2 separate regions of the Homo sapiens genome follow, and region 2 is linked to region 1. Evidence: read pairs that join two places in POLR2A ChIA-PET (ENCODE). Cell type or tissue: OCI-LY7. All regions are shown on one strand. Each heading gives the region's core, and the rest is flanking DNA. Links, peaks and the distances in the headings are about the cores only.

Region 1 (5,388 bases), core at 147-5,146:
GACAAGTTCACTTATAGTTTATTATCCATACTCTATATCCATTCTCAGAACAAAGGAATTAATATTCAATTTTTAGAAAACATTTTTATTAATTCAGGCAAGCACCTAAAATAACTATTATACTACTACAATATACTCCACTTAAACTCTACTTAATATACTCTACTTAAAACATACAATATACTCCACTTAAACTCCACACCTGTAATCCCAGCACTTTGGGAGGCCAAGGCAGGCAAATCAATTGAGCTCAGGAGTTTGAAATTAGCCTGGGCAACAAGGCAAAATCCTGTCTCTACAAAAAATATAAAAACTAGCCGGGCGTGGTGGCACACATCTGTAGTCCCAGGTAACCGGGAGGCTGAGGTGGGAGGATTGCTTGAAGCCAGGAAGGCAGAGGTTGCAGTAAGCCAAGATCGTGCCACTGCCCAAGCAAGAAATATTTTACCAATGATTCCCTTTGTATGAAATCTTACAATATGCCATTCAAAGCCTTGATTTAGGGGTACACGGTGAATTAAAAACTTGAATTCTGACAAAATTAAGCAATGACTATGGAATTTTATCCTTCTGTTACTATTCTTTGCACAAATTTTTAGTCCTTAAATAACATACCTCTCCTTAACAACAACTTACATTAAATGGGCACTTCTCATGTGCCAAGCATTCTGCTAAATATTTAATATAATTTAGAACATCCAGTCTTCATAACAAACCTTGAGACAGGTACCAGTATTGACCACACATTCCAGATAAAAAAAACTGAGGGATCAGGGAGGATGAGTCAGTCTGTACACACCTAAGAGGCAGAGCTAGAATTGAAAAACAGGCAGTGTGGGTCCAGAACCAGGGGTCTCATCACTGGAAATAGGAAAGCAGAGGCAATTTCTAAATGTCAAAGAACTGTATGTGAGATTTCTATTTCAAGATTTTCCAATCCTAATTCTATGACATGTTCCTTTAAATTAAAATTATGTTTGGAAGTTATGCTATAAGTAGGACTGTATCTTGGAATAATAAAAAACTGTGGATGGAAATCAAGCTCTTAGAGACAAGTAAAAATATGAAGTTACTTTAAAATCACTCAGAACCAGGCATATCTGTGATGTTTCAAAATAAAGTAAAATAAATTTAATAAATGAATGTGTTATCTAAGAAATTACTACGTGGTGCGGTGGCTCACACCTGTAATCTCAGCACTTTGGGAGGCCGAGGAAGGTTGGATCGCCTGAGGTCAGGAGTTCAAGACCAGCCTGGCCAACACGGTGAAACCCCATCTCTACTAAAAATAAAAAAAATTAGCTGGGCGTGGTGGCAGGTGCCTGTAATCCCAGCTACTCGGGAGGCAGATTCAGGAGAATTGCTTGAACCCGGGAGGTGGAGGTTGCAGTGAGCCGAGATTGCGCCATTGCACTCCCCACTGGGCAACAAGAGCGAAACTCCATCTCAAAAAGAGAAAAAAAAAAAAAGAAATGACTACATAAATTTATCCTACTTGGCATTTTATAGAGCTAAGCAAAATGATAAACTAATTTAAAAACACAGGAATGTATAAAAAATTGCAGCCATAATATTATTTACTAAACTGTATTGAATTTACCTCATAACCTGAATACCTTCTAAAAATAACATGGACTAGCTTTAAAAAGACACCACGGGGTAACTTGCAAACTTATCCTATGATGCCTTACACAGATGGCATGCTCCCTCTAATAACAGATCCTCTACTGGGGCCCTAAAGAGAAATTCTGTACCTGTTAATATTTTCTATACTACAGAATTTTAAAATGTCTTTGGCTTCCTTATTTGGGTTACTTTAAAAAATGTGTTTCATTTAGTGAACTTACAGCTTCATAACACTTTCTGCTCTATTACCATTTCTTTCTTGAGAGGTAACTTCTTGCTTAACATTTAAGAACCAAAGGCCAGGTGTGGTGTCTTGGCTGGGAGCAGTGGCTCACGCCTATAATCCCAACATTTTGGGAGGCCAAGGCGGGCAGATCACTTGAAGCCAGGAGTTCGAGACCAGTCTGGCCAATGTGGCAAAACCCCATCTCTACTAAAAATACAAAAATTAGCTGGGCACAGTGGCAGGCGCCTGTAATCCCAGCTACTAGGGAGGCTGAGGCAGGAGAATCACTTGAACTCAGGAGGCAGAGGTTGCAGTGAGCCGAGATCACGTCACTGCACTCCAGCCTGGGTGATGCAACGACACACTGTCTCAAAAAAAATGAAAAAAAAAAAAAACAAAAAAAACTGAACCAAAGGAGTGGCTATGACAGTTCTACAAGGTAACTTTAGTGGTTGCAAGAAGAAAATAGAAAGCTGTATACAAACTCAAGATTAGTTCTCTGATTCTAGAGACCCAGCTCTATTCTCAAATTACCAAACATTTGTGATGATTATTTTTTAATAATTAAAAGTTTTAATAATTTTTTAATTAAAATTAATAATACAACAGAAAGAACTGAGTCCCACTGACTCTGGCCTAGAACCTGTATTAAAGCATACTCTTCCTACTTTCCACTAGTTCTGCAACCAAAAATCATTCTGAAGACCCTCTTTATTTAAAATCCAGAATCCTCACCAAATTTAGAGTACTTTTAGGGGTGGGAAAAAAACAAACTATGAGCACTGCTGTTTACCTCAAAGGATGAGCCCAGTTAAAAGTTCCCCAAATGAAAATTTGAATATGGGACAAAGGATAAATTTTCAAATCACTATTTCCTGTCTACTTTCTCCTCCCCGGCAAAAATTCCATAACATATAGAAATGCTTGTGATTTTTGCACATTGATTTTGTATCCTGAGACTTTGCTGAAGTTGCTTATCAGCTTAAGGAGATTTGGGGCTGAGACGATGGGGTTTTCTAAATATACAATCGTGTCATCTGCAAACAGAGACAATTTGACTTCCTCTTTTCCTAATTGAATATCCTTTATTTCTTTCTCTTGCCTGATTGCCCTGGCCAGAACTTCCAACACTATGTTGAATAGGAGTGAGAGAGGGCATCCCTGTCTTGTGCCAGTTTTCAAAGGGAATGCTTCCAGTTTTTGCCCATTCAGTATGATATTGGCTGTGGGTTTGTCATAAATAGCTCTTATTGTTTTGAGATATGTCCCATCAATACCTAGTTTATTGAGAGTTTTTAGCATGAAGGGCTGTTGAATTTTGTCGAAGGTCTTTTCTGCATCTATTGAGATAATCATGTGGTTTTTGTCTTTGGTTCTGTTTATATGATGGATTACATTTATTGATTTGCATATGTTGAACCAGCCTTGCATCCCAGGGATGAAGCCCACTTGATCGTGGTGGATAAGCTTTAGCTTTTTGATGTGCTGCTGGATTTGGGTTGCCAGTATTTTACTGAGGATTTTTGCATCGATGTTCATCAGGGATATTGGTCTAAAATTCTCTTTTTTTGTCGTGTCTCTGCCAGGCTTTGGTATCAGGATGATGCTGGCCTCATAAAATGAATTAGGGAGGATTCCCTCTTTTTCTATTGATTGGAATAGTTTCAGAAGGAATGGTACCAGCTCCTCTTTGTACCTCTGGTAGAATCTGGCTGTGAATCCATCTGGTCCTGGACTTTTTTTGGTTGATAGGCTATTAATTATTGCCTCAATTTCAGAGCCTGTTATTGGTCTATTCAGGGATTCAACTTCTTCCTGGTTTAGTCTTGGGAGGGTGTATATGTCCAGGAATTTATCCATTTCTTCTAGATTTTCTAGTTTATTTGCGTAGAGGTATTTATAGTATTCTCTGATGGTAGTTTGTATTTCTGTGGGATCGGTGGTGATATCCCCTTTATCATTTTTTATTGTGTCTATTTGATTCTTCTCTTTTCTTGTGTATTAGTCTTGTTAGCGATCTATCAATTTTGTTGATCTCTTCAAAAAACCAGCTAATGGATTCATTGATTTTTTGAAGGGTTTTTTGTATCTCTATCTCCTTCAGTTCTGTTCTGATCTTAGTTATTTCTTGCTTTCTGCTAGCTTTTGAATTAGTTTGCTCTTGCTTCTCTAGTTCTTTTAATTGTGATGTTAGGGTGCCAATTTTAGATCTTTCCTGCTTTCTCTTGTGGGCATTTAGTGCTATAAATTTCTCTCTACACACTGCTTCAAATGTGTCCCAGAGATTCTGGTATGTTGTGTCTTTTTTCTCATTGGTTTCAAAGAACATCTTTATTTCTGCCTTCATTTCGTTATGTACCCAGTAGTCATTCAGGAGCAGGTTGTTCAGTTTCCATGTAGTTGAGCGGTTTTGAGTGAGTGTCTTAATCCTGAGTTCTAGTCTCACTGCACTGTGGTCTGAGAGACAGTTTGTTATAATTTCTGTTCTTTTACATTTGCTGAGGAGTGCTTTACTTCCAACTATGTGGTCAATTTTGGAATAAGTGCAATGTGGTGCTGAGAAGAACGCATATTCTGTTGATTTGGGGTGGAGAGTTCTGTAGATGTCTATTAGGTCTGCTTGGTGCAGAGCTGAGTTCAATTCCTGGATATCCTTGTTAACTTTCTGTCTCGTTGATGTGTCTAATGTTGACAGTGTGGTGTTAAAGTCTCTCATTATTATTGTGTGGGAGTCTAAGTCTCTTTCTAGGTCTCTAAGGACTTGCTTTATGAATCTGGGTGCCCCTGTATTGGGTGCATATATATTTAGGATAGTTAGCTCTTCTTGTTGAATTGACAGGGTGGGGAACATCACACACCGGGCCCTGTCTTGGAGTAGGGGACGGGGGAGGGATAGCATTAGGAGATATACCTAATGTAAATGACGAGTTAATGGGTGCAGCACACCAACATGGTACATATATACATACGTAACAAACCTGCATGCTGTGCACATCTACCCTAGAACTTAAAGTATAATAAAAAAAATTCCATAACTTTATAATAAAGGATTTTATCTAGAGGAGGAACTTTTAGAGAGAACCCTAAGAAAAATCTTTTATATTTTCAGAAATAACTCCATGCCTCTTCTTCCTACTTCCTAAAAAGGAAAAAAAAAGTTCTCATTTTCAAAGAGGCTCTCCAAGCTCTGTTATTTTCTTATTTATTTGTTTGTTTATTTATTTTATTTATTTATTTTTTTGGAGACAGAGTCTCGCTCTGTTGCCTAGGCTGGAGTGTAGGCGCAATCTCGGCTCACTGCAAACTCCGCCTCCTGGGTTCAAGAGATTCTTGTGCCTCAGCCTCCCAAGTAGCTAGGATTACAGGCATGTGCCACCACGCCTGGCTAATTTTTGTATTTTTAGTAGAGGTGGGGATTCACCGTGTTGGCCAGGCTGGTCCCAAACTCCTGGCCTCAAGTGATCTGCCCACCTCAGCCTCCCAAAGTGCTGAGATTACAGGCATGAGCCACTGCGTCCAGCGAAGCTCTGTTACCT
Region 2 (5,388 bases), core at 224-5,223, 65 kb before region 1:
CAAGTCCCAGCCCAAGAAAGAAATGAAGGCTAAATCGTGTTCTAGGTCTGCATCGCATGCCAAAACTAGAGGCACCTCTAAAACAGATTCCAAAACATATTACAAGTCTTGCTCAAGACATAAAAAGGAATCAAGGAAAAAAGAACCGCCTTGTTCCAAATCCCAGTCAAGGTCACAGTCTAGGCCTAGGTCAAAATCTAGATCAAGATCTTGGACTAGTCCTAAATCCAGTGGCTACTGATAGTATAAACCATGATCATTTTTAGGCACGTATCGTTCATTCGCTCATAGATTGGCTTAAATTATCAGGAATACAATGTTTAACAAACACTTGTTAGTTTTCCCTGTACCAGGCAATGGTTATATTAAAATGACATGCTGTTGAGAAGCCACTCTTGAGTCCAGTTTGTTTAGTGCTATGGGCAGCTACCAATTTGTTGTGTCTGTGTATATTTTTGTAAAGATTCTCGTTTTTATGCTTGAAGTATTTGGTGAAAAGATGTTGGTTAACCATAATTTGCAACATTGTCTTACTAAACTTTCATATTAATATTTGGTAGAACTGTTAACCTAGGAAGGAGTAAGATAGAGTGTTACAAAAGTGAAGTTGTGGCCACAGTACAACACTGACTGCTCAGACACATTTAGGTTCAGTGTGGACCTTTATGTCTTATCAAGATGTCTAGGCCCTTGATAATAGTTTATGATGCAATGTGGATTAGTTCTTTTGTTAACTCCACCGTCTTGGGGAATAATGCCAACTGAGTTATGTAGTATTTTCAAGGAGATTAAGTTTTTGACTGAAACATGGAGCCTTTGCTTTTTTTCTGATTTCTATAGACTTGGAACAAAAAAACATCAGAAAGACTCACCTTAAAATTTGAGGGGGTCAATGATGGCAGAAACAATTTTAAGGGGAAAAGAATGTTCTTATGTGGTTATTCTAAAATTTAAGAAGTACTGTTGACCATAACATTGCTTAGTTTTCTTACTGCCCTTAGAAACGAGTGAATTGTTTCAAAGTAGGCTATGTGTCGGGGGCGGGTGTATAGTGTAAAATAACTGAAATGTTGATGCTTACAGCACTTGGTCTATACATTCGTATCAAAATTTGCCTGCTTCTTTATGTGGGAGGCTTGCTTTTCGCACCTCAGTTTATTTAATGTGAGGCAAGTTCAAAAACAACACATTCATTCTAGGTGATTCTGTGGTGCCATGAAATTTAAAATGATTTTGGAAAAAAAGATTAGTCAGTTTTAAGCATGAGTCACATCTTTTGAATTTTTGACTACCAGTGTAGTACCTGACTAAAAATAAAGAAATAATACCCTTTACCATTTATAATTTCTAGTACTCCTCTGAAAGATTGTTTTGGGGACAAAAGTGACTTGACATGTCTAATCTCATATTGCATAAAAAGCTAGCACCTTTTAAAATCTCAGATTGCTTGCTTAAAGATATAAGTAAGAATTATGGAGAAGCAATTCCTTTAAGAGGATTACTTATTTCAGTTGTTTTTAGTAATCTAGGCTTTGTCTGTAGAGAACAAAACGATGGCAGTAAGCTGAGATAGCTCAATTGGGAGAGTATTAGACTGAGAACAAAACGATGATTTTTAAATACTACATGCTAAGTGCTTAAGGGGTTGATTGTAGGACCTTTGTATATTTGATAGTATTTCTTCCATTTCTTTAGTGTTTGCAGTTAATGTTCTGTTCTGCTACGCAATCATTTATATGCATGTTTTTTTATTTTTTAAAGATTTTCCTGGATGTATAAACAACAAAAAGTGTATTTAAAACTGTAGCAGTAGTTTGCAGTTCTAGCGGAGAGGAAAGTTGTAGGGCTAAACTTTCTACTTTTTTTCTTGTAGAAGCTTCTAAAAAGGCATTTTATAGTTCTCTTTAACAAATATTGTGTACAGCTTTTAAAACATCAATATTTGGATCAAAGCAAGACCCAGCTTATTTTCTGCTTGTTGTAAATTAAGCAAACAGAAATAAAAAACTTTATTTTATGAAGGAAAATTTTTCTTCATTTTGCTATAATAAAAACAAAATGAAGAAAAAAGATTTGATTTACTGTTCTCTAAGAAAAAAAGAGATTTAAATTTAGTAATATAGTGTGATTTTACTCTTTTTCCAGAAGCATACACTGAACAAAGCTCTAGTTAGCCAATAGGAAAAATGCTCTAATGGAAGAGTGGAGAGTAATTTATTCATAGGCCAGTTAATAAGACCCTGGAATGTTCCTGCCTAGAGCAAATTTTCCAACCATATTTCCTTATTCTGGCTTGTTCTGCTCAGTAAGTTACCTTTCTAAGACATAATAAGGTCTTTTAGTCACATCAGACCTTTTGACCCAGGAATGCCACTTCTAAAAATTAGAAAATAAATTACGCTCCAAGGATTTCTCCAAAGCACTGTAAATAATGGGGGGAAGGGGATCCTGGAGTTAGTTAAATGTACAACAATTGAGGAATGAGTCCATAAAATAGAACATCAACAGGATGGAATATTGTTCAACCATTAAAATGATGCTTTTCATATGGCATTTTAAATATAGGAAATGCTTACTTTATAACATGTACACACACAGATACATACACACTCACAACTGAAGACAACAAAGTACTAAAATATTAATGCTGGTTATCCTTGAGTAATAGATTATGAGTGATTTTAAAAATATTTAATCAGTATTTTTCAATAAATTTTTCAATAATGACTTATCCATTAATTAAAATAAAATCTACAAATAGCAGAGCTTCTACTTTGTGAACTGAGATCTTCAAATAATGATTAATCTGTAAGCTTTCAAAAAACAACTGTGGGAAATGGGTAGGTATCTTTTCCTCTCCATCCTACATTACTCTTTCCTCATCCCACTCTAACTCTTCTACTTCTACTTCCTTCACATCAGCCCTGCCGTAATTCATTAACTAGAAATACCAAGAAACTGAAGGTGATTATTCAATATTTTAAAATTTTAAAACTGTTCAATTAAATGGTTGATCTTAGAATATATATTTTAAAAAAGAGGTAAAATAGCCCAATGGTTAAAAGAGCCTAAGGGCTTTAAAATTAGATAGACCTGGGTTTAAATCTTTGCCACTTAGGAGACCTCCTGCAAGTTTCACTTTCCTTATCTGTGAAATGGGAGTACCACTCTGCTCAGTGAATTGCTGTGAGGATGAAATGAGAGGATGCATCTAAAGTATAAGATGGTAGTATGCATTTGTTAGTCTGTTTTGTGTTGTTATAGCAGAATACCTGAGAAGGTAATTTATGAAGCACAGAGATTAATTCCTTGCAGTCTGTAGGCTGGAAGACCATGGTGAGCAGCTGGCTTCTAGTGATAACCTTCTTGCTGTGGTCATCCCATTGCAGAAGGCAGAAGGGCAAGAGAGGGCAAGAGGAGGTAAGTCGGGGAGGAAGAGAGAGCAAGCAAGCATGCAAGGTGTGCCCAAGAGTTCCTTGCAGTCTTAAGCCCTTTTATTTTTTTACGATTTGTATAAATTTAAGAGGTACAAGTATAGTTGTGTTACACGGATACATCGCTTAGTGGTGGCCTGGGCCTTTTAATGTAACCATTACCCAAATAGTGTATACTGTACTTGTTAATTTCTCAACCCTCACCATCCTCCTCCCACCCTCCCTCTCTTCTGAGTCTCCGATGACTATACTAAGCATTAATCCATTCATGAGGGCAGAGCCCTCATGACTTGTACCTCCCATGAGGCCTCATCTCCCAACACTGTTGCATTGAGGATTAAGTTTCCAACACATACTTTTTGAGGGGCACATTCAAACCATAGCAGCACTCAGTAAAAGGTAACTGCTGTTATTGTTTTCTAGTAATGTTATTGCTGTTTTGGGTAAGCAACCCCTAAGTTTTAATTTTTCTGTGGGGGGATAAAAAAGCTTAGTGGGGTACTGTGGCTATTCAGTCATTTGGACTTCTCAGATCACTAACATTTCAAAAAGAATTTGGGAGACCTATATGGAGCTGTCAAAATTTCCTTTACAAAGTAGGTATTAATCAATTTTCCCTCAAATGTCTTGTACAGCTGATGTTTTCAAACTATGCATTTATCACTAACCCACACTAGAGTTAATTGTTATGTCTGAATTCTCTTTAATGGTTTCTCCTTCTGCTTGTTTCTATGAGGCTGGGAGGGTTGAACTGTATAACATCCCACATTCTGAACTGGCCTAATTATTCCCACTTGAGGTCAGTTGATTTGTCCCGCCATCTCCTATATCTTCTGTAAACTGAGATGTAGGTCTATAAGCTTGATTAGATTTAAGCAGAACAGCCTTGGGAAGAATAAATACTTCATTGGTAGTGATGAACTTCATCTTGAAACATGTCTATTCCTTGGCCAAGTTGAGTGTGCAGATTCTGTGTGCTCTAGGCAGATTTATGGTTCCCAAATAGATCAATGCAAAATGAATCAAAATAATTCGTGTTATTAGAAATCCAATTGTTTTAAAATCATACATTTTGGATTGTGAGAATTGTGTTACCCAGCTCTTCTTCAAAAAAGATTTTACCTTGAAAAGCTAGAGCTGGCAAGTCAACACCAAAACTAAAATAAAATGAGGTGCATTAATGAAACAAAACAAAAAACAAAGTAGGTATTTAAACCCCACCAACAAAGTCACCATCACTATTATTTCATAAAAGAAAACTCATTCGAATAATCCCTAAAAAAGTGGAAGATACTTCAAGTAATCATTCCCAAGAAAGGACAGCTGGCAACTGCATGCCAAAAATTATCCTTATTTTTTTCACTTTGTCATATATCAGTAAGCACTTAAGGATTAACATCGGTCTGCAAACTGGTACTTGATGCAAGGTGCTTTACTTCTTGGCCTGATTTTTAATCCATGAATGAAGTTGTTCTAGCTACTTCATGGGAATGTTCATTCGATAAACACTAACCAAACACTTGTTATACTATTAAGCAGAGAAATTCAGGAGCAAATGAGGTCACGTATATGAAAACACTGCATACAGTGCCTTGTAGACTACAAAGCATCATAAAAATATGTGGTATTATTACAAATGTATATATTACATATATAATTATATAATAATATATATTACATATACATATTATATATATAATTACAAACTGATTCCTAAAAAGAGATTACCCAACATACGGTTTAGTGACTTAGTAATTTTCTATATTCATGCTATCACAAATAGTATTCAGAATACTTTAGAATGCTTATTTTCTTTTTTTTTTTAAAAGAAAATAGCTATATTTGTGATGTAGCTCATGATTCTGCCATTTTCTGCTTTATGGGAACTGAGGATGTTACTATTCCCTCAGATGGTTATGACTCCCAAGGGAAAGTTATTAAGCCAGAAACTGCT

The links. Peaks named below come from ENCODE experiments on the same cell type or tissue, not always from the same donor. Only the 100,000 strongest peaks of a DNase experiment are listed, where the experiment ranks them.
Region 2: POLR2A ChIA-PET joins it to region 1 with 5 read pairs; 2 of 35 experiments call an interaction of 5 or more read pairs at or near these places.

The regions. Positions count from the first base shown.
Region 1 is chr4:77,888,209-77,893,596 of GRCh38, reverse strand. The region is part of intron 5 of MRPL1 (mitochondrial ribosomal protein L1); the gene reads right to left. Among named protein-coding and RNA genes, the nearest start is that of MRPL1, 28 kb to the right of the region's middle. In OCI-LY7, for the core only: no CTCF peak of the experiment used is centred there; no DNase peak of the experiment used is centred there; H3K4me3 peaks cover 716 bases; H3K27ac peaks cover 2,767 bases.
Region 2 is chr4:77,952,853-77,958,240 of GRCh38, reverse strand. It overlaps the pseudogene LOC100128297. Among named protein-coding and RNA genes, the nearest start is that of MRPL1, 93 kb to the right of the region's middle. In OCI-LY7, for the core only: no CTCF peak of the experiment used is centred there; no DNase peak of the experiment used is centred there.